Regions from separate parts of the Mus musculus genome. Here region 2 is linked to region 1. A link is a loop called in an ENCODE intact Hi-C map of the cell type or tissue named here. Cell type or tissue: heart. All regions are shown on one strand. Each heading gives the region's core, and the rest is flanking DNA. Links, peaks and the distances in the headings are about the cores only.

Region 1 (15,982 bases), core at 3,318-11,317:
AATGAGAATATCAAATATTTTGACATGAAGAGTAAAAATGTTGACCCAGGGCACATTTTCTATTTGATGAAATAAGCCAACAAAAGAACAAAGTGGTGCTCTCAACGACCCTTTACAAAGAATACTTCGGCTAGTCTCCTAGTATCTACTCCTTGCAAATTACTTAGCAGGCCAATCACAATGACCCTGACCACAGCCCTCCATCCCTACAGGGTCAATGATGTCCTCCTAAGTAATGGTCATAGCCATGACAACTCTGGCCACTGAGGTTCAACAAGACAGTTTCTGACGGATTTTAGCAAAGAAAATTTCTGGCTCTAAAGAAAGAGTCATAAAAGCCAAGGCCCCAGCCGGGCGGTGGTGGCGCACACCTTTAAACCCAGCACTTGGGAGGCAGAGGCAGGCGGATTTCTGAGTTCAAGGCCAGCCTGGTCTACAAAGTGAGTTCCAGGACAGCCAGGGCTACACAGAAAAACCCTGTCTCAAAAAAAAAAAAAAAAAAAAGCCACGGCCCCCTCCTTCTCCCCTTCCAAGGTCTGCTGATAGCCATCTAGACACCACAAGGTATCTAACCCTTCAGATGATAGGACTGTAATTTCATAATAAGAGCTAATGATTCACCCAATGGCATCCCTCTTATGCAGACTGTCAAACGCCTAATTTACATGGCTTAGTCTCCAAGTGGATCATAATGATGAAACAAACTTCCAAACAAGCCAAAATACAACCCAGTGTCTTGATAAAACAGACAAGTATTGACAGTTAAAAAAGAAATATGCTAATACTTTTCAAAGAATTTCCACATATTTCCCTTTATATGTTTACCAATAAAAAAGGTAATTAATAAGAGATTATAGACACATCAATCTCTCAATCTAGCATAAAGTTATACGTCTATAGAGCCCACTTAGTTATGAATACCATGACTTTTTAGGACATAAAAGATTATAGCTTCATAGAACCTAAAATATTCATTATATTTATAAGATTTAAAGCATCAGTGAAGGAGGAAAAGGTAATGTTTTTGATGTGGTTGAAAATAGCTTTAAAGGAAGTCTTTAAGCCAGGTGTAGTGGCACACCCCAATCCTAACACTCAGGAAACTAAAGTACAAAGATCCCAAGTTTGAGGCCAGCCTGACCTACAGTAGTCAAGATAGTGAGAAACAGTATCAGAAAAAAAGAAGAAAAGAAGTTCTAAGTCTTTAGAAGCTGCTGTACAATGGATGAGGAGCTGAAGCTCCAGCTCGGTGGTTCCAAGTTTCATAGAATGTGCATGTGGTATTAAGTTCAGTCTCTAACAATGTCCCAGTTGGGGGATGGGGAGGGGTTGATTGGAGGTAGTCCTGACAATTCTCTGAGCTACAAAGATGGATCAGTGGGTAAAGAGCTTGCCTCCCGTATGTAAAGACCTAAGTTCAGATTCCCATAACTCAAGTTCAGTGAGGTAGTAGGCATCCGTAATCCCAGCTCCAGGAGGAAACAGGAGGTGGAGACAGACAACCTCCCCAAGCCCACCCCAGAAGCCAAGGGCAGCTAGCCTGGTGGTATACACAGGAGCTGGGAACAACAGAGACCCCATCACAAACAAGGTAGAAGGTAAGGGCCAACACTTGAAATTCTCTTCTGACCTCTACACAGACACTATGGCAAGCATGTGCTAGCACTCACTCACACACAGGAACATAGACACTACTGTGTTCACAAATCACAGGCACAAAGAATGGACTGACCAGCTTGAGGAGGGGCTGAAATTGTTTACCTTGTCCATTTATGATATGTCCCACTTTGCCAGACCATATAAACTGCTAAAATACAAATGAAGACGTCCCTGGAAAGCACTGACTTTACAGCAGCCACAAGGCGAGATGGCAATAAAAGAAGTTAGTAACAGCTGTACACTGGAATAACCAGTCATAAAAAGCAGAAGGAGCGAAGGGAGGAAGCAAGGACAAAACCACAGAGCCATTACACGAAGGTCTCGGACTCTCTAACACATGCGCAAACCAGCTGTTATAGGAAGCAGTTTCATACTTTTATAAGACTGCTTTTATAAGACCTGAAGAACACACACAATGATAAAGTGCCGATGCTTCCCAAAAGAACCTTTCCTGTTGTATAACATATCTGATGAGCATTGCTCCACACACCTGAGGTTAATATCATGGTAGTTCTTTTAAGGCTAACTCATACCATCAATACACTATAAATTTAAGTAGGGTTTGAAAAACTAATACACAAGTGTGTGTGTTCGCTGGAACATTCCCAAACTGCACAGAGGATATGGCTGTGCCTGGGGAGAACACATGGGAACAAATGACCTAGAGAGCAATGAAGATGATTTCTCTAATTGAGGAGAACCTTAGGAGTTCTTGTTAGCCTGCAAACCTGAGCAGAGCTGTAGTTCCAGCAGACCAGAAATGAAGCACACGAGCATTCTGGAGCCAAGAATGCGTGTGATTTCCTACCTAAAATTAGGCATGCCTATTTCACCACAGCTGGGTTGGGCTGGGCTCCTCTATTTTAAGGTGTGCGGAGCCAAATTACTTAAGAGTATATAATTGCTGACTTCGGACTAAGAATGTCAGAAACTTTCCTCCCAGGCTTCAGGATGGCTAACTGGTTTCCAGAAAACCCCACACTTACTGGCCTTGCCATTTGGGGCTAAGTATCCTGCTAATGAGCCCTGTACTACACACAGCCATGAAGACATACCATGCACAAGATAAGCAAAAACGAGATGCCCCTTTGTCTGTGACTGATACGCCACTCCCAAACATACAGATGTTATAGCAAAAGTGATGGAAGATGGACAGAAGTCACAATACTTTAAAAAGTAAATATTTGTTTTTCCATAAGAGTGTATAGGTCTGACCATGAAAACCTTCCAAGTTATGCCACCCATGTTTACCTCCCCAAGTGCTGTGCAACTAGAATAAACCCTACCCAAGAGGCTACTCAGCCTACACACTTCACTCCAGAAACATCAGGAGGGACTGCTGAAGGTGCCTTTGGTACTAGCAGGAGAATTTGTGTTATTTTCTGTTTAATGGTGCTGACTTTTCAAATACAGATGAAAGAAAATGGCAAAAGCATCCCTTCCCACCAAGAACAAGGGCAGTTTTGTCAACGGGGAACAAAACTGAGCTGCAGGTTGAAATCCAAGCTGCACAGATAGCATCCGTGATTTCTACAACCCCAAAGCAAAGGCCTAGCTCTCTTTTACCACTAGCAATTTGAGATAGTGGAATAGACACCTGGAGCTATCAGGTTCCTGACACTATCATGCTCCGGCAGAACACAGTAGGAACACTTGTCTGGACACACTCGATTACGTTGGGAGTAAAGAAACACACATACCTTCATTTTCAGAGGCATGACACTTCACTTTCAATACCAAGTCAAAAGTTCTTTCTGGATTTTCCCTAAAATAAAGAGAATCTTGTTATATTTACTTTGCACAGAAAAATAGCCATTATCTATAAAGCTTCTATACAAGGATATTCCTATACATGTGGGCTTTTGTGGTGCTAAGAATTAAGCCCAAAGCCTTTCCATGTTGAAAACTCCATCCCTATAATTTACTGACTTTTTTTTTCTTGTTATTTGGGACAGGGCTTCTCTGTGTTGCCTTTGTTGTCCTAGAACTCACTCTGTAGACCAAGCTAGCCTCAAACTCAGAGATCTGCCTGCCTCTGCCTGCCTGCCTCTGCCTCCCGAGGACACCACCACTCTAAATCTAGTCTTATTCCTGTCTCAGCATACTCTATGATATTCCCGACTTGGTAGCAAAAATAGACATGAAAATGTTTTATCAGTTTGATAAGAGTTATAGCTCAGACTTTGGAGTTCTGGATCAGGGGGCAAAGTGTGTCAGCTGTCAGAATGCTTTCTCACCTATAATGCACCCTGCCCATCTCAGAGTACCAGCAAATCAATGTGGGAAAGAACACTGTAGAGTAGTATTTTCACCCTCCTGAATCAAAAATGGAAAGCCAGTACACCCTTAAGCATCCTCTCACACTGTCACAGATCTAACATAGGCTGGCCAGTTTTCTCCAGAGGATAAAAACCTGATTCCAGACTCACAGACACGCTCTCCATAGATAGGATATTGTACACAGGCTTTCCTGAAATCTTTATTGTACTTGAACATGCTCAAAGTAGAGAGCTGTTCACACACTCCAAGGTAACAAAACCTAACAAAAATTATTTTCTTAATATCAACTATTTTTAAGGAATTTGGACATTGGCCTCCTCATTAAATCCCCCCCCCCACACACACACACACACACACACACAGAACAGAAAGTTTGTTTCAGTTCCTTCACAAGTACTAGTTTGGGTTTGTTTTTTTTTTTTTTTTTTCTTCCTAATTTCTTATACTACATGCTTAGCCCATTTATTTGGTACATTTCAAAAGGCAGACTGAAATATAGTGAGATACTCAAAGCAAACAAAAATTTGGTATTGTAGAGTTTCTTTCCATCAGAAGGTATAAGATTAAGTCTGGGGATGTAGCTCACCAGTGCACAGTATCTGCCCTAGAGTGCTTGAAGCCTTGGGTTTGACCATAATGGGAGGGAGAGGCAGGGGACTGTTAAAGGAAAAGACATCACAATGCACAAAAGTGATGGTGTATATTTCAATTACCCTGTTAAGACTAGTGCCTTTGTACATTGGCTTGTTTAATACATAATTTCTTTAAGATATTAATGCTATCTCTCACTTCTAAACAAACATTGATTTTAAATATATATATATATATATATATATATATATATATATATATATATATATATATATAACATGACATTCTTTAGAACTGGAGGGAAAGACAACCCATACAAATTAATTTATAAATATCCACTTCTCCACTTCCTCATCCCACCCGCTATTAACTTGTTTCATGAGCATAAACCGGGCTCCAGCTATCTTTTTTTTTAATTCCCTCATAGTACAATAAATTGTCCAAAGAGTAAGTTGTGTGTTTTTTTTTAATCACCCTGTCCTCTATGGTGTCAAATATTAAAGGAAATATTCTAAAATGTGTAACATTTCTATCTTCATAAGATATTTAGAATTTGTCTTAGGTAAATAAATCCTGACTCGGTAATACTTCTCTGCAATCTACAGGGCCTTTCACTGTGGCTCTAACACACAGTGAGGTAGAACGGAAGAGGAGGGGGCGGTCAAAGAAGACGAGATTTCTTCCCAAAGTAAAGTTTCCAGAGAAAAAGCTGCAAATACCCATCTCTAAGACACCTCCAAGCAGAGCCGCCACCGTTATTCAAATTGCTTTTTACCTACTCCCTACAAGTAAAATGGCCAATGGTGAAGAGCCACCTTAGTGCATATACCACTCTGCAAGCAGCACACACACTCAGCGGCTGCACAAACAAACACCGCTTTCATTTTAAACGAAGGGAAAGCATCAGAAAGCAACCCTGGCCACCCTGAAAAATCACCCTAAAGGGAACCACGGCGATCCTAACGCCGGGGGAGCGGTTCCCTAACCACCGCTCGCAGAGCCGCCCGCCCGTCCGCCCGCCCGCCCGCCCGCCGCGGCGCACGGCCGACCCGGCCCGGGGAAGACCGGTCGCCGGCCGGGCAGGCTTTGCGGCCTAGCGCCGACCTCCGCGCAGCGGGCCGTACCGGGCAGGCCGCACCCGGGGCCGCGGAGGCCTGGCCCCGCCGCCGCTCACCTGGTCCTGCGGTCCATGGTCACATGTCGCTGCGGGGCTGCCGTCGCCCCGCGCCCGCACGCCCGCACGCCGTCCGGGACGCGCTGCTCCGAGCGGCGGCTGGCCCACGGCGCCCTCCGCGGCCTCGCGGGGACAGCACCGCGGCGACGCCGCCCCCGCCCCTGCCCCTGCCCCCGCCTCTCGGTTCCCGCGACCCGGCCGGCGGCGGCTTCGCCACCTTCCGCGAACCAGGAAGTCGGCGGGAGGGGGAGGGGGCGCACGGGGACGCGCCCGGCGGCTGCACCTGGCCGCGCGGGCTCCGGGCAGGACCTGCCCTCCTGCTGTCCTGGGCACCGGCTCCTGCGATCCCCGGCCTGGGAAAGCACTTCTGCCCCGGGGTTCCCACATCACGACTCCCATTCATTGCAAATTGGGAGCTCGAGTGGATGCTCTGACTTCCGCCTCACTCCTGCCCGTGGCCCCGGTAGTGCTCTCTCGGAAACCCAGAGCCGCCCCCTCCTGATTCAGGAATGTTCAGACTTCATGCACCTGCTAACCAGCTCTGCCAAACTGCTCAAGGACAGGCTCCAGTTGCCGGCACATATGGGAAACACATTCCTGCCGCAGACACCGGACGCACAGCCAGGGACTTAACTTTTGAACACACAGTAGCAGGCCCCCTAGAGTGTCGTTCTAGGGGAGCTGAGAGGGCACCACGAAGGATGGAGGAGGTGGAACCTGATGTGTTTCTGTAAGCAGTGACAAACACTGGCTTGGTGTTTTCAACACCTGAGCTATAGGTAGGTACCTTAATCCAGAGCAAGAGACTGGATCTGAGATAAGGAAGCAGTAGGCAGTGGCAAAGTTGGAATCTAACCAAGCTCAGCTGCTGCTGATTCTTACTGTGGCTTCTTACTGCCTCGTCTGCTGCTGTCTCAGATGCAGGATCTACTAAGAAGACATTTAGAAAGATTTATGGTAGACGTTGAAAACATTGTCCAGGGCTGGAGAGTCACACAGACTCCTTAGGGACTGGAGAAGGCTTTCTCCCAGCTAGCATTCCCCCTTGACAAGGCTAGAGTGACTGTCATGCAGTAAGGGTTACTTCAGACTGTATCCATCCACACAGAAAGTACGAGAATGAGGAAACCAACATGGTATGAATGTGGTATGAGTCACGACACATAAAAGTCAGACACGGAGCCTTGGAAAATAAAGACTAGATTTGATCTTATACTTTCCTGCTAAAAAAAAAAAAAAAAAAAAAAAAAAACGGTGTTGCTCCATCAAGATAGAAAGATATAGTCCACAGCCACAAACCTCTTACTTTAAAAAAAAAAAAAAAAAAATGAGCTCCCAATGTGGTTGAAAAACAAAACAAAATGTCAGAGCATACTGTTTTTGTCACAGCTTGTCTTGGCGTGGGATATTAACTTCAGTTTCTCGCTTCCTACATTTGTAAAATGGGAATTATGATTCGCCTGTCACATGAGGACTGTGCTGTTCAAGTTTAAAATTGCAATGCTTCTTGTGAGATATTTGGAGAAATCAGTGAATTTCAGTTTCACAATTAGGCCAACTATACCATGTTTATATGGTTTTCCCATATAAAGATTTTTGCTGCCTAACTAACAAGTTAGCTTACTAGAAAGACTTGAAATAAATTCTGTAACTAAAAACGACTTCTGCCCCAAGAGTTCCTGAAATGTGAGAGTTTCTTCTTTCATTATAATTAATTCTTCTCCAAAGTAAACAATCCTGTCTAGGGTGACTGTGCCATGAATTCTTAGTTTGGGGTGAGAAAATAGTAACAAATGTTTTCAATGTCCGTTGTTGGAATTATATAAAATGACAGTTACTCTATAAAGTTAAGATTGTTACTTATTCAAGCTATACTAAGTATGAAGACAAAATGTCCCATATATTTACTCTGTATCAATCACATTTGAGGCCAACTACAATAAAGAGTTAGATATTATTGATCTTAATAAATAAACACAGGCAGGTATGATTTATATACATAGTTTATCGAAAATTAGTGCAGATAGAAGTTGGAATAAACCTGTCATGTTTATTGAAGTAAACCTATGTTTATTGAAACCAGTGATATAATTTTGGTAATTTTCGCTTCATAGAAAACAACATTACTAATAGAGAAGTTTATAGAAGGCAAATAATCAAATTGGTTGTCACATTTTCCCAAGATCATATTTCAGCAGTAATATTTCCTACTTGACAATAACATTTTTAGAACCATAGTAATTCAAGAACCAGATACTATAATAGTATTGGCAAGGAGCACATAACAGGACTATAGATTAGTGGCAGAGTAGTTGCCCACCACCTACAAGGTTCTGGTTTGATCCCCAGCACAAGAAGAGGAGAAAAAAAGTAAAATATATTCTTCAGCTCATGACTGTAGTAATCTAAGAATATGACCTTGATGATGAATGTGGTGATGTCTATTACTAAGTTGGTTTCAGCTTTGACACAATTTAATAGTGGGAGAGAAGGTGAATTAAGATACACTAACATGTCCATAGGCCTACCTATTTCAACCTACACTTCTGTCATTTTTTTGGTTGGTTGGTTTCGGGTCTTGTTTTGTTTTGTTTTAATAGTGGTTTCCTAGTAGTAGTGTAGCTCTTTTGATCTTTTTACATAGAAACTTTCTAAACCATTATGTTTGAGCTTTTTCTTCAATACCTGATTGTGCCCATTTTCCTCAAGCTACACCCAAATGGTCTCTGGCTGATGTCATTACCTGTTGGAGATGTGGGAGAACCCAAGTCTGGTGCAAGCATGGTTGGTCTTGTGAACCAGCTCCTCTGTTTCTCAAAGTATGGATAACCACAGAGATAAGCACGTGTGCCTTCGAAGTGACATGTTATTAGTATACAGGAGTGCCCCTTCGCAGCCCCTTCCCTCTGGGAAGAAGAAAGAGGCACACAGACTCTCAAAGGTATTTAGAAAATAATTCCAGCACTAATGTTTTAGATCTAATGCAGCCCAAGCATCTGGGCTCTTAGAATAAGTATCCGTTATATCTGTTGATAAATTGTATTTATTTTTGCTGTTAAATGTGCTTCCCATTCATCTTTTTTCTTTTCTGTGTTCCTTCCCAGATTTTTAAAAACTTGGTATTTTTCATGTTATCATTTCTGACCTCCTTCTACTCTAACCTATAGCTGGGAAGTGGTGGACTCCCTGTTCATTAACTAAACACACCTGGGCTCTGTCTGGGCTTATCAGTTTATCTCGAAGTTTAAGGTTTCAAATAACTAACTTAGAATCCAGTTTTTGAGGCACCCTGCTCCTCTACTGTAGCTGCCACTGCCACATTCCAATCGGCCATGCCCCAGAATCTAACTCTACGTGGCTTCCTCTTAACATAAGCAAATAGTTATCAATCTCAAATGATGAATTATATTAATTTTGCTATTAAGCACTTAATAAAAATATTATCAAAAACCCATGTGACGAAACATCTTTCTTTCCTCTTCTCCAAGCAATGTATCCCAAGTTGTAAAATAAATTATCTTACCTCTGACCAGCTTCTGCTAGTTCACACTTATCTCCATTCCTCAGCCTGCCAGACATTGGAAAACCTCAAACAGCCCTTGAAATGCAGAGCAGAGATTATTGGCAGGAGAGCAGGACCAGGAGATTATAATCAGAGGGCTTGAATTTTCTTCAGGGACTCTGTAAAGTCTCTCTTGAACTTCGAGAAGCATACAATGTTTGTGTAACCCTACACACTGCATGGGAAGCAAGCGCCTGACCCCACCCACAAGATACTTCACATAAATAAAACATCATCATTGTGTGACAGCCCTGCTCACACCCACTGAATGCTTCAGTAGAGTGAGTAATCACATTCAAAGAGCAAGGTCATTAGAATTAACTGGAAGGACTCAGAAAAGACTGACTAATACGATACTGGTGATCCAACAAAATCAGCAACCTCTATAAACAACCTTAATCCTGATTTAAAAGGACATTCCAAAGAACATATCCACTTGCCAGGTTTTGCTTTCCTAAAATGCAATCAGTCACTAGATAAACATGACAGGTATAACCGTACACAACAGGTGCAGGGGTGCAGGAAGATGCAGCATGCCAGCCATTAGAACTCAGTCAAATAAACACCAGGGCAAAAACATAACTCTATGGCACAAGGTTCCTTGAAGACCAAAGAGACTGACAATCCCAACAGGTTTGATGGCTCCCTCCCTCCCTCATTTCTTTCTACCTCAAATCAGACAAGATAAAAATTAAAACCAGGGGTTCTCTTGGGTGCCAAAAATATGGGCATCGCCTCACCTCCTTACTGGTGTCTGGTGTCTGGGAGAGTGAGAAAACTGCTGTACCCTTCTGTGGGAAGGCAGAAGAAACTGCCCAAGATCTTAATTCCATGTGGCTTACATTTATTTTCTTTGTGAAAGATACTGTCTCACACACCTTTCTCCATTCTCTCTTCACCATGGAGTGGTTTTCTTGCCGTCTTCTTGAGATGACAACAGGGACAGCTGGGCGTGGCTAGAATGGGAAGGAAGCTTTAGAATCCATGACTCAGCCTGATCGTCACCTGTCATCTTCAGGTGACAACAGTGTTCTTGCATTGGTGAGGACAAATGGCACTTTCAGCCTGCTACCTGGGTACTTCCCGAGTCTTTCCTTCACTTCCTTCATGGAAAGAGTTAGGTATCAGGAACAGGCACCCCAGTGTGTGCTGAGCACAGTAATTACCCTGTGTCCTCAATGCAGTCACTCAAGGCATCTACCCAATAAGCACTGCTAATCCCTATTCTGTGGTGGCATAAATCAAGCCATTGATTGCTACGTGATTCATTCACTCATTACCTCTGATTTCCAACACAAACATGTTGTACTTCTTCTTTGAATAAGCAGGTATTAATCCTGAAGTAATGCGTGCCTGGATGTCTGTGCCAAGCCCTAATAGTAGGATGGGAAGTAAAGCTTTAAATCTAGTGGTCTTCTCAAGCAAGCCAACTGGTAAACCCCTTCTAATCTGTGAAAGCAAAGAGGTGCATGTTTTGTCTTGATATTTGAGTCACCATATCATGTCGTACACCAGGAGCACAGGCTTTCTCACATCTGCCTTTATCATTGCCAAGTTCTTTGTGACCATTGTATTAGTTGGTCCCTCCACAGGCCTGTGAGGTGTAGATGGTGGGTAAAGCAGGCTCCATAAAGGAAGCTCTCTCTCTCCGGGGACATTTTATTCCTAAGATTGACTGTATGGAAGAGTGTACTTCCCCATCTACCAGAGGCACCCAGAAAGAGAAATTAGTCCACATTATACCACAGAACCATTTCTGAAACCCATTTTCTTCATAAAGAACGTGCCTTCTCTCTGGCTGGGACATTAGCTCATTCAAAACAAAACCAAGCTTCAAGTGAACCTCTAGCATTTGCTACTTGATGGCATCTGGTAGTTTTTAAATGGAGACAATAAACAATACTCAATGCTTAGGTAGGATTTAGAAAGCCTTATATAAGAAACTAAAAGAGGGCTGGGCACTGGTGGCACCTGACTTTACACTCCTTTAATCCCAGCCTTTAGGAGAGCGAGGCAGAGGTGGGCAGATCTTTGTGAGTTTAAGGTCAGCCTGGTCTACAGAGTGAGCTCCAGGGTAGACAGCCAAGTCTACAGAACAAAACCCTTGACTGGGGGGTGGGGGTGGGGGAAGAAAGGGGTTGGAGAGAGAGAGAGAGATTAATCTGTTACTGTTTCTACTCCATCCTCATATTACAAAATTAAAGCTAAAGTCAAAAGAAATTTTATTAATCTGTAGAAACACTGATTGGTTTTTTTTGGGAGTGTCTTTTGGTTTTTAGTTTTTGGTTTTTTGGTGTTTGTTTGTTTGTTTGTTTGTTTGTTTGTTTTGAGACAGGGTTTCTCTGTGTAGCCCTGGCTGTCCTAGAACTCACTCTGTAGACCAGGTTGGCCTCGAACTCACCGCCTGCCTCTGCCTCCCAAGTGCTGGGATTAAAGGTATGAGCCACCACTGCTTGACTGAAACACTGATTGTTTAGGAAAAACTTTACTTAGAAACTCAAAGATTTCTGGTTCTCAAAAATAAAAAGGAAAAATTAAAAAACATTCATGGACACTCTTAAAAATTAAAAATAAGCATTATGATTATCCCTCTATATTTATTTAATATACATTCTTGGTATAAAACTATTCAACATATAAATTTTAACAATTACACTAAAATTATATATTAGGGAAATTATGCATAAGTGGATGTTTTTTCTTGTGTTTTGTTTTGTTTTGTTTTGTTTTTTGAGACAGAGTTTCTCTGTATAGCCCTGGCTGTCCTGGAACTCACTTTGTAGACCAGGCTGGCCTCAAATTCAGAAATCCACCTGCCTCTGTCTCCTGAGTACTGGAATTAAAGGCATGCGCCACCACACCCGGCATTTTTTCTTGTTTTGAGAGTGTATGTGCTACTGGTAATGGGTGCCAGGAAGTGAATCTGAGTTGACTGACAGGCACAGTCACTAACCCTTAAGCTAAACTGGAGCTGTTTACGTGGTTTGCTTTCTGCTTTGGTTCCTTGTTGCCTCTTCTGGTGTGGGTTATTCTATGCAGTTGTCCTTTCCCTCCCATGCATGAGTGAACAAAGTCCCCAAGGACATTCCTCCTTTTATTGTGAGCTAGCTTCTGAATTCTTTTACCTCTTCCAGATGACTGCATGAGTCCTGGCTCCCACTGCTTTCTGTCGCCTTGACTAAACACTCCATGCTGGGTAATGTATAATGGAGGTTGATTTTGAAAATGGTTCTGGAAGTGGGAAGTCCAAGAGACTGATGCTGATATTATAGAACATGGGGTCACAGTCTGTGCCCCAAGATGTCATTTAGCTACCTGTCATCTATAAGTCAACTGAAGGAGGCAAATTAATAGTGAAAAGCAGGAAAGGTGAGATTTATTCAAACTTTGGAAAGAGAGACAAAGAGATCAGCAATCCATATACACACAAGGTTAACTCCAGTTGTGACAGGAGGGTGGTGTTTAAATAGAAAGCAAGAGCTATGCATAACTATGCAATCTGTCCAAGGTGTGGTCCCCAGTCCACCCTTGTCTCATTTCCTAGTCTCTCTTGCCAGGTGAGTCTCTCCTGCAAGTTATTCAGACAAATTGTAAATTTTTTCCTGAAGACAAGTTCCTCCTCTCTGGAACAAATTCCTCTTCTGAATGCCCCAAGGCTTTTGGCCTTTCTTCTCCCAGCAGGAGATTCTTATGGAGATCTCCTTTCTAGAGGCCCATGCTTCCTATAGTCTGTTTGCCTGAGTGGATCACAACTGTCTCCTTAGGATGTGTTCATCCCTGCCAGACTGACTGGTTTCATTGTCATCTGATGACAGCCTTGTTGATGCTCTATAAGATGGTGGTGGGGGATCACCTAATGAGAAAGAGCAGGACTGTGACTCTAAACTATTGCCATTTTTGTCCCTAGAGATCTACCTCAAGGGGGTTTATAATCTAGGAATCAGAGACCAACAAGAAACACGTAAACATATACATAATGAGTCGCCTTACAGTGACACGTGCTAAAGCAGACCAGTGAACCTTTGTAGCAGGCTACTTTGGCTGCAATAGATGAGGAAACATCTCTTATGTGCTGTCATTTGAACTGCCATTTGAAGGATAAGATGACTGGCAACTACATGAAGAGATGCAGGATGAGGCTCCCTGACAAAGAGAACAGGTATGCCTGTTCGAGGCGGCTCAAGGAAGGCTGGCATATTGAAGTGAAGCCAAGGTGGCTGGAAGTGATATATGATACAGTACCAGAGGTGAGAGGAGTCCAGACTGTGAAAGGCTTTTACAAATGGTGAGAGACCAGGAAAATGTCTATAGGATTACGAACATGCTCCAACGAAATACCTGAAATTGAACATTACATGTTTTTGCGAGCATGAGAGCAGAAAAGACCCACCACATAATGAGTACTGTCTGCTGCAAGCAGTTCCTGTAAGAAAGAAGGTGCAGAGATGATTACAGCCCAGCCTTGACTGGCTCACTTTGCCCCTGGCTGTCCAGTCAGGCACTGGAAGGTGCTGATTAATTAATAGGACAGAAGCCACTTGGACCAAGAGCACCGACTGCTCTGTTTGGCAATCACAGCATCAAGTGCGAGGGTAAGCGCACAAACACAATATTAATGCCACCAAGCACTAAGGTATGTGTAGATGACAAGTCACCTTGAAAGAGGGAAGTGTGTGTGGGGGAGTGTTCCTTCCCCTTTTTGTTGTTCTGTGGATTTTGGGAGTGGGGCAGTTGTTAGTGGTGTTTGAGACAGGACCTCAGTATGTAGCCCAGGCTAGCCTAGAACTCATTATATATCTAAGGCTGGACTCAAACATGCAGCCGGTCTCTCAATCTAATAATAATAATGATAAATAATAAATAATAATAATAATGCTTTAAGTTTTAAAGGTCTTTAATTCACCTGGTATGTCTGCCATCCCAGCTTAGCAACACGGGTCACAGAACTGGTTAGTTTTATGCTTGTGACTGTGTGGCTGACTGAAGCTGCAGCTTGCTGCTACTGTTGGGTGTCGGAAGAGAATATTGTACCACCAACGGCTAGCCAGGAAACTGTCAGTATTCAAATGTTGACACGTGGTTTCTACTGAAAGCGTTGTCACTTCATACCACAGTCAAATCAAAAGTCATGTATCAAACCATTGTAAGTCAAGGAATGAGCTTTCCTTGGTCTATTTAAGGCCTGTTTACTCCTCTCCTACTCTGCCAGAATGCAGGGGGTTGAAAAAAGAAGAAGATAGTGATGTCTGCAAGGTGCCAGAGCATGGGTCTCCACGACTTCTCTCTTCACTTAAGCATCAGTGTGAACAACTAACTACTCCTGCACATAAGTGACCTCATGGCAACTAAGAAGAGAGACTATGGCATATGGCTGAGCCACAAAAGAAAGAAAAGAGCTATCCCAGGACCTGTGTCTCACCCACCTTTAGCCCACAGAGCATGGTGGAGAGATGAAAGCCTTCTCCGTGAAGAATAACCAAGTAAGCTAACACTGAAGCTCTCTCCTGCACCCAGATTGTCCCAGTGAACTTGGTGCCACTCGGCACCAAGGAGTCAGCTGCCTTGTCGATCTAAGCCCCATGCGCACCCCAGCACCAGTCAGGTTGCTGCTGCCCTGGGTTCCAGGAAAGCCACAGCCATAAGCCAGCCACCACAACCCCAGACACAGCTCTAGAACCACCCCAATGACTAAACTCAAATCTCTGAGATCCCCGAGGTCTGAGCATGCTTCCGCCTCACTGGTCTCATGCCCATCTGGTGGCACGGTCCACATGCGATCTACAGGCTATGACTAACATTTGAGGAAGAGCCTCTGTGTCCACCCAGGGTTTGGTCAGCTCCCACTGCCTCGGGTTTTGCCACCTAATACAGATGAAGGCCTGCCCCAGGTTCCAGATCCACCCAAACCCAAGTCAGTCCGTACAGCAATGGGCGTCAGCTCTACTCTAATGCCAGGTTTACCACACCTAGTGTCAAGCAACAGGCCAACACCCATGAACACAGACTTCAGGCCTTCCCACTAACAGGTCAATTGCTACGACTCCATACATCAGTTCAGGCCAATGACTACATCCATGATCCCGGGCTCTAGTGAAGCCCCCAGAGACCCTCTCCTAATACTACACAACCACTCCTGCTCCAGTTCCAATGGGCACAGGATACACTAAGGGGATTCTAGACTCCCAGCTGGTCTCTGGTGAAAGAGGCTCTAGGCTAGTCCCCATGGACTCTGGTGGACCCAGAGTCAAAGCTTACATCAGAAGGCCTACATTCCAGGCACTGTCCACATCCTCTACTTGCTATGACTAATGCTCGAGGAAGAGCCCTGAAGACCTTGCTTCCAAGCTTGCTCCCTTAGGAGCCAAAATTACATCTCATCCTTTGGACTCACCATACCATCAGAATAGCCCTAGAGCATTCAGGTTCCAAGACTGGTCTAGTAGACCCAGCTTTCTGGCCTGCTGGCCAATCCTAGTGCCTGCCTATCCCCTGGGGACTAAGACATGAGGTTCCTCCAGTAGACCAAGGTTTCAGACTGGCTTCACAAGTCTAGCCTGAGGTTGACTCTAGTGGATTCAGTTGCCAGGCCCACCTGTTGATCTTGATACCATAGAAACCTGCATGGGGGGAATCTGCCAGCAATTCTACCCACTGACCATGCCAATTAGGCTTGGATGGACTGAATGGTAAGAAACTTACTCAAACCGAGCTAGTCT
Region 2 (15,982 bases), core at 4,261-12,260, 50 kb after region 1:
ATTAAGAGTCTTGGAAACACTATGAAGGAGCGGTTATGTATTTCTATTTACATATCAAACACACACACATACACACATACACAAATTAGAGTACTTTTTAAAAATTGTAAGAGTATAAAATATGTTGGATTTTTTTTCATTTTTTGAGATTATAATTTTTAACAAAATAAAAGTCAAGGATATCCAATGAGATAGTGGTTTTTTTTAATAATCTAAATGCTTTCTATGAGCTTTTCCTACTAATTCGTTTATTAGATAACATTTTAGAAATAAAAGAAGAGCCCAAGAATTACTAGACTCCTGACTTTCAGTACAAAAACCTCCTCATGGATATTGCTACTCTCAAAAAATGCAAGTGTCAACTTGAGAGATTCAAAAATCTTGGGAATAAAAATTTCAATTCCCCAAGAAGCAAATTGGGCTTCTCAGAGGGAGTCACTGAAGATGAACCGCAGATCACTGATGGCCCTGACTTACGGAGGATAAGGCAGGAGCTGAGTCAGCTCCTGGGACACCTAGCTGGAGGAGATAACAAGGCCTGAACTGAGCTGGTCTACAACATTCTTCAAGGTTTCACTAAAGATAATGAAACTCACATAGCAACCAATCAAAACTGTACTAATGCCACTGCTTTGCTTCTACCCACAGAGGTTACCTAACCCTTCTGGAAAATTCTCCTCATCCCTATAAGAAGAGGACCTGTGAGCTCCTCGAGTTGTTGCTATTTTGGGTTGACTTCTGTATGCTGGCTATTTCTGCAGAATAAACGCTCTTTGCCTTTGCACACTATTTGAGTCTGGGATCTCCCTTTAGCGATTCCCTAACAAATTCAGAATACAAATCAAGCTAGACACATTATTTTTTTCTTTTGTTTTAAAGTATAGGCACTGTGCTGGTTAGCTCCTTGTCTACTAGGCAGAAACTAGGGCTGTCTGGGAAGAGGGAATCTCAAATCTCAGATTGGCCTGTAGGCAAGGGCGTGGGGGCTTTTTCTTCAACAAGATTGATGTGGGAGAGCCCAGCCCACTGTGGGTGGTGACACCCATGGCCCGTGGTCCTGGATTATATAAGAAAGCAGGCTGAACAAACCATGGGGTACGAGCCAGTTTAAGCAGGTTTTCTCCTCAGCACCCGCTTCAGTTCTTACTTTTTAAGTTTCCACCTTGAGTTCCTGCTCTCGCTCCCCTCAGTGATAGACTGTAAGCTGTAATATGGAATAAATCTTTTCTTCCCTTAAGTTGTTTTTGGTCAATGTTTTATCACAGCAATAAAGAAACACAATTACAACATGTATTCAGCGTAAATAAAAAGAGGAAATGGAAACATATGTTTGTTGGAAAGAAAAAAGCTTAAAAAAAGCTATGCTGTCACTGAAATAAATGTTGTGCTTGTAAAACATCTCACAGAAGTTCTTAGTTGAAATTGACCTCTGGTCTTAATATTGCACAGAAAAATGTAAATGCATCTTTGATTTAAAAGTAAAACTGTACTAGAAAAAGGTTGAGATTTTATTAAGAAATAAACATGTATATTAAAAGAACGGAATTTTAAAGCTCACATTGATCTAGCTGAGCAGTAGTGGCACATGCCTTTAATCCCAGCACTTGGGAGGCAGAGGCAGATGGATTTCTGAGTTCAAGGTCAACCTGGTCTACAGAGTGAGTTCCAGGACAGTCAGGGCTACAAAGTGAAACCCTGTCTTGAAAAACCAAAATAAATAAATAAATCTCACATTAATGTTGTATTTGTTTTTTTATGGCCATTGGACCATGTTACCAACATGCCCCCATGACTTTAAATAAATAAATAAATCTCACATTAATGTTGTATTTGTTTTTTTTTATGGCCATTGGGCCATGTTACCAACATGCCCCATGACTTTTACTGCCATGCAAACTCACTACCTTAGAGTTCAAGGCTAGATGTCTAAAAAAAAAAAATATCTTAGGGACCAAAATTCATGGTTAATAAAATCATGCTAGATGCTCTAGAGAACTGGTACTCAAGCTGTGGGTTGTGACCCTTTGGGGATTGACTGACCCTTTTATGGGGGTCACCGACAACCATCAGAAAACACAGATATTTACATCATGATTCACAACAGTAGCAAACTTACAGCTATGAACTAGCAAAGAAAATAATTGTATGGTTGGGGGTCACCACAACATGAGGAACTGTATTAAAGGGTCGCAGCATTAAGAAGATTGGGAACCTCTGCTCTAGGGGAAGAACACGTTTCCTTGCTTTTTGTGATCCATTATTTGTGGTGTTAGTAATCAACCCTAGTCAAGGGCTCTACAGCTGAACTTCATTCTCAACTCCTTTAAAAAAGTATAGCCCTTATCTAACACACACACACACACACACACACACACACACACACACACACACACACGACCCCAAAGAGAATGCATCATTTAAAAAGTAATTCTCTCATTTTTCTTAAACTATAAATGAATACAAATAGAAACTTCTCTCGGGTTGTCGAAATGCCAAAAGTTATTGTTAAAGGCTTTTAACACTATTTTTCTGTGTTCAAATCACATGCATTGTATCAAGAGAAATAAGCAAATTAGCTATTGCAGTTTCACACCTGTCACAAGTAGAACTATAATTAGAGATGCATCTTCAATGTGGCATTATGGAAAGTCTAAGGGCTTGGAAGGTATTAGCAAATAAAACTAGAAAGTAGGTGCTCCCATTTGATTCTGTACACTAACAACTGCAATATTGATATTTTCACAGTTAGCAGGAGGTTTTGCCAAGCAATCGTTACCTTTGCTTTGTTTAGCAGTCTTTCAGTCACCTTTTCTTTTTCTTATTTAACTTTAGGTAGTTCATACACTCGTATAGAGCTTTCCCCTTGTAAGTTCCTCTCTGGAGCCATGACCATGTCTTTGTTTTCTGATCCACTAGTTTAACCAGAGCCGTCTGTTTAACCAAACATGTGGAGTTGTCCATTAGAGTCTGGTAGACTCATTAGGGGGTTCACAACTGATGATAATGATTCCCCCATAGCATCCCTCAGTGGCCAAACTTCACCAACAAGGCTATGTCCTCTTGAAATCCTACTGCATCAATGGCTGATTATTATTTTTCCTGCACTGTCTAGGCCCAGTGCAGATCACTACAACTGCTGTAATCCCATAATTGTAATGGCTGTGTATATGTATTAATATCTATGACCTATCAGGTAGACATTAAATATCATTTTATATGCAGATGAGGAAAATGAGAAAGAGGAACACATGCAATTTGCCTGAAATCAAATAAACAACTCACAATGGTATGATAAAAATTAAGACAATTAGGCTCCAGTATTTAACTGCAATGGAATGTGTCGCCTCAACAGCATGTGTCACCTCATTCGGCCTTCTGACTGTAACACCATCAGCAAGCACTAACACCTTCTCTCCAGGCTAAACAGTAATAGATATGATCTTGGGCACATAGAAAAGTCTCTCCTCTCATAGGATGTAGCAGAGCTGACCTGTACTGGCTTCAGGTACTAAGTGAAGTGGGCAAGAGGGATATACACCCAGTCCAGTTTTCATGAGCCTGGTAACATGAAACACAGAGCAAAGTCTGTCCTGTCCCTGTCACGGCTCTGAAAAAACCTACTGCTAGTCAAGAATGGAAAGCTAGAATCTTAAACTAGTGATTGTGCATTTTGTATTCTTTGTTTTGACCCAGTCCTCTTTCTGTAAACTTTTCTTTGAGTATTGATTCAAGTTTTGATCCCTGTCAGGTTTTGATCTTCTGAACTTTTGAGGTACTGGTGTTTGGGGAATTTTATTCAAAAGCGGTCAAACGATCAAAGAAAAACTTTCCCAGAGATGGTGTTTTCCTTGAAATCTCGGTAAATATTCTTAGCTACTCTGTATCAGTATGAAAAAAAAATTCTTTTGAACCTCACTTTTTCAGGCTCCTTTACCTATTTATTTTGGATGGCTTTATTTCTTTGTTCTCTCTCTCTCTCTCTCTCTCTCTCTCTCTCTCTCTCTCTCTCTCCCTCTCTCTCTGTCTCTCTCTCCATCTCACTATTTTTCTTATCACAACATTGTCCCTTCAGATTCAATCCCACAAGTCAGGCCAATTATTTCTGGCTCTATTTCCAAGTAATAACGTTTTCCCAAGGATGTCACTTCTGTTGTTACTTGGCATTTACTTCTTGATCTTACAGAGCCACAGTAACACAAACTACCTTGGATGGCAAAGACAGTGCTACTGAAGCAGTTAATGCTACTGAGCATCAACAGAAGCAGTGTTTCCCTGCAGACGTGAGCCTCATCAGCTGAGCAAGCCTATAGCTTCCGGGGCTGCCTTTGAGATTTGAAATATTCCATGTTAGATTAGCTTGAAACAAAATAGTCATCCTGCTTCATAAATTGTCTTACAACAAAGTTCCTTAAACTTATGAGGCCAGATTTCTTCCATTTTGGAAAAAAAACCAACAAAAATAAAACAACAACAACAACAAAAACCCCTTATTTTTATTGTATGTAAGAGTGCTTTGCCCACATGCATCTGTGTGTGTCACATGCTTGCAGTATCCCAGATACTGCAATGGCCCTTAGAGTCTCCGGAACTGGAGTTATCTATGGTTGTGTGGCTCAAACTGGGTGCTGGGAATCGGACCTGGGTTACAAGAGAAGTAAGTGATCTTAACCAGGGATCCTGCTCTCTACCTCCCTCTTTTCATTTTTATCCTTTTACCAGATAAAAACGTGATGAGTGCCTTTCTGATTCTCCATCTGGGGGTGAAACCATCAAGACGCACATGTTTGTGAAGACCCTTACGGGGAAGACCATCATGATTGAGGTTGATCCCTAGGATACTGTAGAAAATGTAAAGGATAAGGCAGAAATTCCTCCTCCTCAGTAGAGGCTGATCTTTGCTGACAAGCAGCTGGAAGATGGCCATACTTTGTTCAAAAGGAGTCCACCCATCATCTTGTGTTGAGACTTCAAGTTGGTGCTAAGAAAAAGAAATCTTACATCACTCCCAAAAATAAGCATAAGAGGAAGAAGTTTAAGAAGTTTGGCTGGGCTGAAATACTGTAAGGGGAATGAAAACAGAATGTTAGCCGCCTTTGTTGAGCGTGTCCTTCTGATAAATGTGGTGCTGGAGTTTTCACGGGAAGCCACTTTGACAGACATTACTGTGGCAAGTGTTGTCTGACTTACTGCTTCAACAAACTGGAAGACAAGTAGTTATGTATGAGTTAATAAGAAGAAGGAACTGATGTTTTTAAATAAAGGTGATGAGTTGTGTAAAACGGAATTGAATTCCTTCAATCTAAATCCCTTGCTCAATGTTAAGCAGCCATTCGCCTGCGTTCTAAGCCATTCGCCTGCGTTCTAAGCCTCTTTCTGAACATAAGATAAAGGTACTCATCAAAGGATTAACTTTGTTTGTTTGTTTGTTTGTTTTTTCGAGACAGGGTTTCTCTGTTTAGCCCTGGCTGTCCTGGAACTCACTCTGTAGACCAGGCTGGCCTCGAACTCAGAAATACGCCTGCCTCTGCCTCTGCCTCCAGAGTGCTGGGATTAAAGGCGTGCACCACCACGCCTGGCAGAATGAACTTTTGAATAAGACACCAAAGCAGTGTGGAAAACAACAAACAAACAAACAAACAAACAAACAAAATTCTCCAAATTGCTTATATGAACTCTTTAAGGTTTATGCATGTCAAAGAGACATATTAAATTTCAGTTCCTGAAATATTTTTTCTATTCCCAAGATAAGGCAAATTCTTCCCTTTTCTTTCGACCCACCAACAAGAAGATTGTTTTCTGTTTCCTGACAAGTAGGTGGCATAAAACAAAACCTAGGAAACTCTGGTTCCTTAATAGTTTTACTCTTATTCAAATGACACAGTTTGCAACTCAGACACAGTTTATTAGGCCCACTATGTGGCAGACACACTTTGGAATTTAGAATTCATACAGAAAACTTTAGAATCTATTGTTACATGTCAGCCTATGTACTACTATATTCCTTCCTGCCACTCAAAAAAACCAAACAAACAAAAACCTATAACATCAGCCACATGGTGGTGATGCATGTTTTTAATTCCAGTACTCTGGAGGCAGAGGCAGGCACATCTCTTAGTTTGAGGCCAGCATGTTCTACAGAAGAATGTGTTTCAGGACTACCAGAGAAACCCTGTCTCAAAAACAAACAAACAAACAAACAAACAAATGCAAAAAACCATAACCATCTAATTATCATTACAATGATTTGTCTATATCCTCTCAGAGGTTTTTGAGCTTGCCAAGGCTTGAGTTTTTACGTAAAGTGTTCATTTTTCTACACCCCACCCCCGTGTCTAATACAGGGTTAGGCATAAGAGAAGACATATAGTAAATATGTTGAAATACATGGGTGGAGAAAAATAAAAAGCATAGCAAAAACTGAATCCCAGGGGTCAAGGATGCTCAAGACCATATTGTTAAACAGCAAAGCTGAGACTAGAATTCCAACTTCAAGAGGGAGTTAGTGAAATATAATGTCATGCTCATATTCACTGCTAAATTTGCAAACACTGAGAGAGTGTAAGAAAGAACAACAGGGGCAGAGGGGGGGGGCAACGTTCTTTGGTACAAAACAGGTAAAACAATTTTCTTTTTAGTCTGTCTGGCTTCCCAAACTCAAAGCATCTATGATGCTACAAAGATGAACCTTATCTGTTCAGAGAAAGACCCTCGTTGTTCATGGTATGTTTACCATGAATAAGCTAGAATTTATTATTCACGCTCCTTATACTACATATGACTCCCCCCCTCAAATAGTTGGCAAAAAGCAGTAAGTCCTTCTACTGTTTCCTTCAGTTCCACTATGAGGTCCTAATCACAGGGGTTTATCACTCATAATACTAAATTATTATATTTTATGTAGAAATATAGAAATGTTCAAAGTGTATATATTAGTAAAATTTAAATATATTTATCACTTTGGAATTATCCCACAGAAATAAATTTATAACATTTTTTAATAACAGAAACAAGTGTGAATACATGATCCAAAACTGTTCCATGGAGTTTCCTATATTTGGACACAGGTCAGAGGTCGGCACATTCTGCAGGCAAGAGTTCCATCGAATTCTGGGAAACCCTTATCTTTGTGGCCATGAAAACTCCCCTGCCAGGTAAGTACAACACAAAAGAAAAAATCTTCAAATTAGGGGCTGGAGAGATGGCTCAGCAGTTAAGAGCACTGACTGCTCTTCCAGAGGTCATGAGTTCGATTTCCAGCAGCCATTGGTAATGGGATCTGACACCCTCTTCTGGTGTGTCTGAAGACAGCTACAGTGTCCTCATATAAATAAAACAAATAAATCTTTAAAAAAATCATCGGACTAAATAAAATTTGATATTGTCTTATAGTATGTGTCCTTCAAAGTCTGTCAGCTACAATCATGACAGAAAACACGAGAGTAGAACGCAGCTCCAAGGAACGCGAGGGAAGACACGCTACACTTCGGATTTTGAGTTATTTTCATTCATGGTAATAATTGCCAAAAGACAGGGTCATTTTCCAAGAAATTTATGTTTTGTTTTTTTGGACTCTCTGCTCCAGCTGGTGTAGCGATTTCAGAGTACTCCGTTCCAAATCTCAGTTCCAGCTCCTCGCTGTTTTATCTCCCACCCTGATCACCAAGGAGGGGCTCACAGGTCCTGAGGGGACAGAGGGAGGGGGAAGGAGGAGGAATTCCTCTTGACTCTTAAAGCCCAGTGTTGACCCACATTTTTTAGGGTGATATAGCCATTTAGACACACTGACTACAGATATACTCCCTGCTTCTGGTTTTTTTCTACGCAAGGGAAGACAGGCTGTTTTGCAGTAACCTTTTCCACTCCTGCCCACGCTGGTGGCTCCAGACCATGCTTTAAATCATTGTCTTCATGAGCTACAAGTAAACGCTCTCGCAAAGCGCTTCAAATTCAATGGCATATTGTAAATCACATGCTGGCTTTTTCAATTGCCTGGACATTATTTTTGAAGATCTTTAACTATTTTTTTTTAAGTGCAGCAGATTTGTGGGAAAAAAAAATTGGCCAAACTTTCTATATCATTTGCCAAATTCTGAATTTTAACTGTAGACTTTCCATTAATCTCATCGTTAGTTTTAATAGATGTGCTCTTTGGTGCTCAGTAAACAATAATTTCCTTTTACTGATTATGATATTGTCCTTCAGAGTCAGGTCTCACCAAGTCACACAATGACTTCCGACTGAAAACTCTCCACAATGTCTCCTAGCACCCAGGGGGATAAACAGAGATGGAAGCCAGACCCATTTCTCACTCTTGTGAAACACCTTGGCTCCGTTAGCGTCCATGTCCTCCTCAATGTGGCAATGCTGTCAGGCTTTTCCTCACGTAGTTTCGACAGCTTCCTAGTGCGCCCTCTCTGTCCTTAGAGAACACAGCAAAGGTTTCTCTTTCTTCCTGTGCCGAGAATTCATTTTGAACATTTTTCTGGTGTGTCAGCTTAGGTAATCACACAGACATGCTCTACCAATGATGTCATCTTATTTGTGTCTCTCTAAGTCCCACCTACTCTCACCATCCTCTGTACAATGAAAACGATAGAAAGCTGTAGGTGCTGAGAGAATATACACACATAAACAAACTGCCTGGCTCATGCTAAGTGCTAAACGTGTTGGTATACTTCTTCCCTCTGTGCCCTACAATTTAATTTGTTTTATGTGGCTCAGTCCTGACCTCCCAATAAAATGCCCCCAAAGAAATAATTATATATACCTTTACTTTGAAGCTTACAAAACTATGTTCTGGGAGAAGCCTGTGGGACTCAGGAGAAGTCGTAGGGAGATAATCAACTGGAATTTGAATTAACTTGTTTCCTGAAATAGATTAATGAATGTTTGTGGAGACTGAGTTGGGTGCTCATGTTGGGAAGAGAGGCTCTTGGTACTTCTTGCTGATATCCTTGTGGGCAAACCTAAACAGTCTGCCTGACTCAGTGCTGGCTCTGCCACTTGAAGAATGCTTCTGGGACTCCCCTTCCTCTTCTGTGAAATAGTGGCAGTGGTGTTCCTATTCATTAATTGGTTCTATCAAATGAGTATGCAAGCATATGCACACATATGCAGTTTCATTCACATGAATGGCATATAAATGCTTGCTGCTGTAATGATTTTACCATTGTTGTTGTGCTGTCCTTAACTGTGGACAAGATGCAGCAGGAAGCATGATAACTTGGTGGAAGGGTGCAGTCTGTATTCAGACAGATCTGGCAGGTCTATCTATATCTAACTTGGATATATCTATATCTAGATATAGACCTGTCTATAGCTAACATATATCCCATATATATTAACTCACTTGATACCTGTTCTTTAGTATACAAAACAAGGCCAATACCTGTATATTATTACTTTCTTATCTCTTTAGATGTGATGATAGTTCCAAAACTAGGGTTGGTGGCAGGTGGTATTTACAATTCCAGTACTTGAGAGCCTGTGTGTGGCTCTTAAAAGGACCATGAATTCAGGGCAAGCCTATGCTATCGAGGGAGATACTGGCTCCCAACCTTGCAAAAAATATACTAATTATAAAGTAATTAATACTGTGGCTAGTGCAAAGAAGGTCTTAAAAATGAAATTGATATGGATATCATTGTTGTGTTATTTTATTTCTTTTACTTTAAAATGGGCCATTATTTTATTTTTATTTTTTTAATGAAAGAAATACTAGCTAATTAACAATGGGCTATTAAGATAAAATGTATTCTATTTTCAGGTAACAAAGAATAAAGGAAAATGTCTTAAAGGTTGATTAAATATACTAGTTTTGCTACATGAAGGATGACAAAATAATCCTCTGTAGCACATCCACAGACTTGGAACTAGAGGCTGTGGGAAGCAACATTTGAAGTATAGCCAGTCCTTCGCTGGGTCAGATGTTTCAAGGCCTGAGGGTGTGACAATATTGTTTTTGTTGCCACAAGCACGGCAGAAAGCTACTGGGAATGTATGTCTTTACATGGATTTTTTTCTTTTCCCCCAATATCTTGACATAAGTGATTCATCTAAACACAGTGAAACTAAGCTGTTGGTGGAATGTTACCATTATATATTATTATAATGGCCTGCTCCCAGGCATCTCTGTTTTAAACTCTAAACCAACCTGAACATAAACTGCGTTTCCCATCTCTTTAGTTTGGTAGATTTTTCCTTTTTAATTCCAGTTATACATTTTACTTCATTTGCTCTGGGTAATCATGAGAAAAGTTTCTCCTTTTCTTTTTCTGGTTCTCAGACCCTACAGAATAAACTGAATTGGGAGAAGCACTGCGACCAGATGTTTGATAGGCACAAGGAAAACAAAGAGAAATCTTTATTCTTTGGGGGAAACTAAATTCCGAGAGTGTGGCCCTGACCGGGTAGACAAGGAGCTGGGCTCTCTCCTTGCCTGAGCACATCTTCTGATTAGCTTTGCTTGAAGGCTGACCGGGATGGGCACAGTGTCTTTCTCATTCACATCTAGGCGATTTGGGGGTGTTAAATTTTACACAGAGAACTAAGACCTTTGCAATGCCAGAATCTAAATCATTCCTGCCACGGAGTCTAGTCTAGCACCATGCCTCATCAGATAAATGCTGCTTGCTCTGTGTCATAAGAGGTTTGGAATCAGCTAACTTTAAAGTTTTACAATATAACTATTTCCTTTTCGTTCCTACTTGTTCTTCATTCAATATCAATCTCTAAATGGCTTTTTAAAGAAATTGTGCCTTATTTTATTTCCAAGAAATGCTAGGGTGTGCATTCCTAGTCCAATTGGTGAACATATGGCTCTCATCTTCTTGGCACTACAGGGTGGAAAAGGCCAATTATCTGAGATCAAGAAAAGATCACAGAATAGGAACGTGTGTGGTAGAAGGGCGACACCCATGCATATTTGCACAACCTTTCTATTTATAGCTGCAGCATGTATGTGCTGCCTCCAGCCAACAGGGATATAGTTGGTGTCCACTGGAGAGTATTAGATACTAGCCAAGTGCTGGAAGACATTCCCCCTCCCATGCAGCAGGCACTCCTTTGTGCTATTTTGAAGCAATGTGGGCAAGACTCTTTGTTACAAAAATAATATAAATATATTTCCTAAGTACAGCTAAACAGCAATTATTTAGATGCAATGGTAATACTACTGAGTAAAGCTGGAACACACACACACACACACACACTCGTCCCACCACACCAATTTAAGATGGAACACAGTCAATTGGCCACAGCATTCCTGATAAGTGTCTCCAGCCCTGATTCTTCTTTGTAAGATGAAGAAGAGGGACAATTTGAAACAATCATTAACCGCCTGCTGTTTGAAGGCAGTGCTGACCAACAGTAATCAGGCAAACATTTGCTTAGGAGAAGGCTTGATGCTCAAGCTCGCAGCCATGACAACAATAGCATCCTAAGTAAATGTACTTTTGGTCAGGCATGTTGGCACATGCCCAAGAGCCCAAAATCATTCTTCGAGATTTCAAACAGTAGAATTGTATACGAGTCTTAACTGTGATAAAAATCAGTAATTCCAACACAAAGCCAAAAGAGTCTCAGAATAAAACTTTAAACTATGAAAGGGTAAAACCTCCCCTAACTCCTTGTTCTAAAGACTGTGCTAAGTGGCTTTCCCAGAGAACAGACTCTGAGATAAAGTTGGGTCATATGCGGGTATGATATGTATAAAATGAGGAAGAATGAGTGGGGGAGGTTATTAGATCTGAATGCAGAACTGATAAGATTTCTGCCCCTTGCATGGATTCCAGAATCAAAAATGTCTTCCAGGGCATCTTACATTAGGTCGAAATAGCTTGAACATTGACTAGTTCTTTGTTCAGTCATCGTCTGGGGAACCCCTTCCCAGCGACAGCATGAACAAGAGATGGGTCAGACGAAGGTAATAGCTGGACACAGCCATCCATCTACACACTTTACATCTGACAAATGAGACTGTTTCTGAAAAATGGTTCCGAGTGGGGCTTCCTTATGAGCTACAAAGATAATCTCCTGTATTTTCTTTCAAAACAAAATAATTTTTCCACCATAAATATGTTTTTGAGTGAAGTATTCTTGAATTAGAGCTTTAAATTTCTCTGTCATTCACTAAATCATCCATCGCTTCCTGAAGAATTTGAATGTAGCCGTCTAATGAGACTTTGGAGGTGTTGTGGGATAATAGATTTGGAGGGCTGGAAGGAAAATCCCTTAATTTTTGTGCTATTTAAGGATTGCACACACAATACACTATTTGTGTGCATTATGATTTGGATCTCATTTTTTTAATGTCTAGTTGGTGAGCAAAGTGATAAATTCAGCTCTGATTCATGACACTATATTGTGAAAATACTCTAACACAGGTGATTGCAAGTAGACAATGCAATGTCACCTGGGGAAGAGGTGGGACAAGAAACATAGTCACACACAGTATAGAGTATTTCCTTAGACTGCTATCATAACTGCTAATAGCCTCAGGCATAGATAATTCTCATGCACTCAGTAAAATAATTAGTAAGAGATTAGCTTTGAGTATTACCTTTGTTTCAATACAATTCACTTAATCATATGTTCCTATTATACAATTTTAATAGCTCTTGGGTTTAATAGCCAAATCACTAACTTTTTAGAGATTTTAGAAATACAGGGAACTCAAGAGACAGCTCAGTGGTTGAGAGTGCTTATCTCTCCGGCAGAGGACCTGTTTCTTTGCCAGCACCTACATCAGGTGGCTCACAAATCTCCATTAACACCAGCTCCAGGAGATTTGATATCTTCCTTTGGCTTTTGTGGACATCTGAACACACATGGCACAGACTTCTTCAGATATACATAGACACATACATGTTTTTAATGAAGGGGAAAAAATGCCAATAGAGCTGGCATGGGCAACTCTAGTCCAACACTGTAACCTGGACCATTGCCTGTTATAACAGAGTAACTTCAGGACACATGCACAAGGTCTTGGACATGAGAATCTGCTCCACAGTGCTATTTATATTAAGGAAACTCAAAAAATGACAGAATTATCCATAAGGACAAAGTCGATAATCTTCAAATAGGGCCATGTCAATTAGGCCTTCATACAACAACAGAGATCAGCCTCAAATGAAAATTGCAAATAAGCATAACAACAAATATGTAAAAATGTAATATGCACATACATATTTTGGATCCACTTTAGAAAAATATGCATATTTAGTTAAAGTGTAAAAAGCATGAAACACACAGACAGCACTGTCTTTTGCTCTAGGGAGGGAAAGAGTGAGATGGACTTTAGCTGTAACTATAATGTTTTATTTATTTAATAAAGATAGGAGAACAAAAGAGCACATGAACATGTGATCTGAGCAATAGTCAGGAAATACAAGTGAAGACAATGCTCCCCCGAGAGAGGTGTGCATCCTATCTGTACAATATTCCTACAGATAAAAGGGGAATGTATAACCATGCCAATGTCTAAATTCAGGTCTCATGGTGGTGACTTCTAAACTTAGAGTGAGTTTCTTCAACAAGTGAGTTCCAAGGAAGATAAACAGAGATGGGCACAAGGACTCCTTAGATTGAGTTAAAAGGGTTGTTTAACATTTTCTTTCTGATGATAAACAAACTTAGAAATTACAAAAAAATAGAAAGCGGGGTTGGGGGGATCTAACACTGACGGACGCTTTTGAGCACATTAGGGAACTGCTATGAAATGGTTTAGGTGACATGATATTGTGGATATATTTTCTAAATAATCCTTGTCTCTTATAGATGTTTAGGCAATGGGAAAGAATGGACAAGATTTCCTTATAAATATTCTAAGGATGCGCAGAGGCAGGGTGGCGTGGGGATAAGATCGTTGCTTTCCTCTTATATGTGTAAAGATTCCTGGAAAGCTCTTGCTGCTGCTGTTTGTTTGTTTGTTTGTTTGTTTAAGAAAAAAAGGAATGGACTGGAGAGATAGCTCAGTGGTTAAGAGTCCTGACTGCTCTTCCAGAGGACCCAGGTTCAATTCTCAGCATGCACATGGCAGCTTATAAACTGACTTTAACTCCAGATACCAACACCCTCACATAGGCACGCAAGCAAAACCACCAATGCACTACATACTAATTCTTTAAAGTAAACAAAAACCAAGTAAACACTGATGAAATCTAAATGGATTAAGATTTGTTTTTTCTACCAATGTCATTGCTTTCTACATAGATCTGCTTAAGCTATTTTATTTGCTATAAATATCTCTGCAATGCCACACATGTAAAAATATACCCTGGCTATATTTCAGCTGCATGATCCAGCCTCACTACAGAATACAGATAAGTTATCAGGAGGGAGCCTGGGGCTTCCCACAGCCTGCTCCTCAATGGTGCCAGACACTTTTGATTTACCCTCCTCCCAGATTCCCTCACCCTGTCCTCCGATAGTGGACAACCATTATCTAGTGCCATGAGCCAGATTTAACCCCTCATACCTACTTGAACAAAAAAACCCTTAGTCTTCCCAGCAGCCCGAGTGGCATGATGACCACGTCCCCTTAACTTTCCCTTCCAGTGATTTACAGTTTGGCACTCGGTGAAAGTCAGAGTTACCGGATTCATCCATCAAAGATATCATCCCTAAAGTGTAGCATGCCTTGCTTTTGTGAATGTGAACGTGCTTGGGTGTGTGGAATGCTCAGAACAGCCTACTTATACAGTCTATAAGTAGACTTTCTATAAGTAGATGATATATTCCTAAGTTTAGGCAGCCATTCAGCAACAAAAATAGAAAATATTAATACCTATTTATGTTGCTTTGACATATCTTTGGGCCACTGAAGTATGGTTAAACGCTTTCAAATGCTTCAGAGTGATTGAACATTATCCATGGCATACACACATTCATATTTACTGGTACATATTAACTCTAATGGTACATATTTACTCTACTTAATGGCCACTCACAAAGAAGTTAACACTAGTGAGAGACAGAGAACAATTTCTAAGACCTTCTAAAGACCTTGTGCTTAACTTTAAAAACAAGCAAACAAGCAAACAAACCCATTGTTCCCATAATTATAAGCTTCTGTGCCAAATTCCATCTATTTTTGACCAATGACAGCATTAAAGAGAATTTCTCATGAATGAATAGGTACTAGGAGATATCTGAATGAACTCCATATAAGCAACAGCCAAAAAGGTACAAAGATGTCTGGGTTAGGCGCTGGGATAAATGATTTACTATAGAGGCAATATGTGGTTCTTAAGGTTGTGGACTTTGAAACCAGAATACTTGCATTAAGGTTTCAGCTGTGGAATTCCTTGCAAATGAATGTACCCTGGGAACGCTATTGGATCATCTTGTGTCTGAGTCCCTGCTGCCTTAGTAGGAAACTGAAAATACCTATCTCATATGTATACTGTATTAGAATTACATAACTGTAAAGCATTTAGAACCCAGGATAAATAAGGAAGCTCAAAACTGTGATATATAAGTGTTCACCTTATATATTTAGAGGAAGCACGTAAGAGATGACTCAGCAGTTAAGAGCAGTTGCTGCTCTTCCAGAGAGCCTGACTTCTTTCCACCACCCATAAACAGCTCACAACCACCTAGAACTCCAGCTCCAGGACATTTGATACCTTCATCTGGATTCTGTGAGCATCTCACACCTATACACACAGACAGACAGACACACACACACACAGAGAGATAGATAGATAGATAGATAGATAGATAGATAGATAGATAGATAGATAGATAGATGATAGATAGAGTTTCAAAAATATCTACATTGAGAGCTAATGATCCAAAATTGAAAGAGTTTGGACATGAGTTAGATTAGAGTGCCAGGTAATTAACATGTTCACATGTACATTCAGGATATCTGAACTATATGTTATGTTAGATTTCATTAATAAGTTCATGAATGTTAATTGTTCTAGAATTAACTATGAAAACATCATGAGTCATAGCAATTCCTTTCAGGTTACCCTGA

Evidence for each region. A loop is a pair of places that touch in the nucleus more often than their neighbours do. Peaks named below come from ENCODE experiments on the same cell type or tissue, not always from the same donor. Only the 100,000 strongest peaks of a DNase experiment are listed, where the experiment ranks them.
Region 2: it touches region 1 in a loop (5-fold over the local background); 9 of 42 quality-filtered maps call a loop at or near these places.

Annotation. Positions count from the first base shown.
Region 1 is chr1:138,953,608-138,969,589 of GRCm38, reverse strand. Dennd1b (DENN/MADD domain containing 1B) reads right to left here and starts at 5,881. Exons shown (of 22, transcript NM_001166501.1): 1 at 5,705-5,881; 2 at 3,360-3,424. The coding sequence starts at 5,721. In heart, for the core only: a CTCF peak has its summit at 6,352; DNase peaks (open chromatin) are centred at 5,939 and 6,219; H3K4me3 peaks cover 1,945 bases; H3K27ac peaks cover 1,712 bases.
Region 2 is chr1:138,904,837-138,920,818 of GRCm38, reverse strand. No RefSeq gene overlaps it. Among named protein-coding and RNA genes, the nearest start is that of 1700019P21Rik, 36 kb to the right of the region's middle. In heart, for the core only: CTCF peaks have their summits at 7,312 (motif pointing left) and 8,413; a DNase peak (open chromatin) is centred at 8,328; H3K27ac peaks cover 1,040 bases.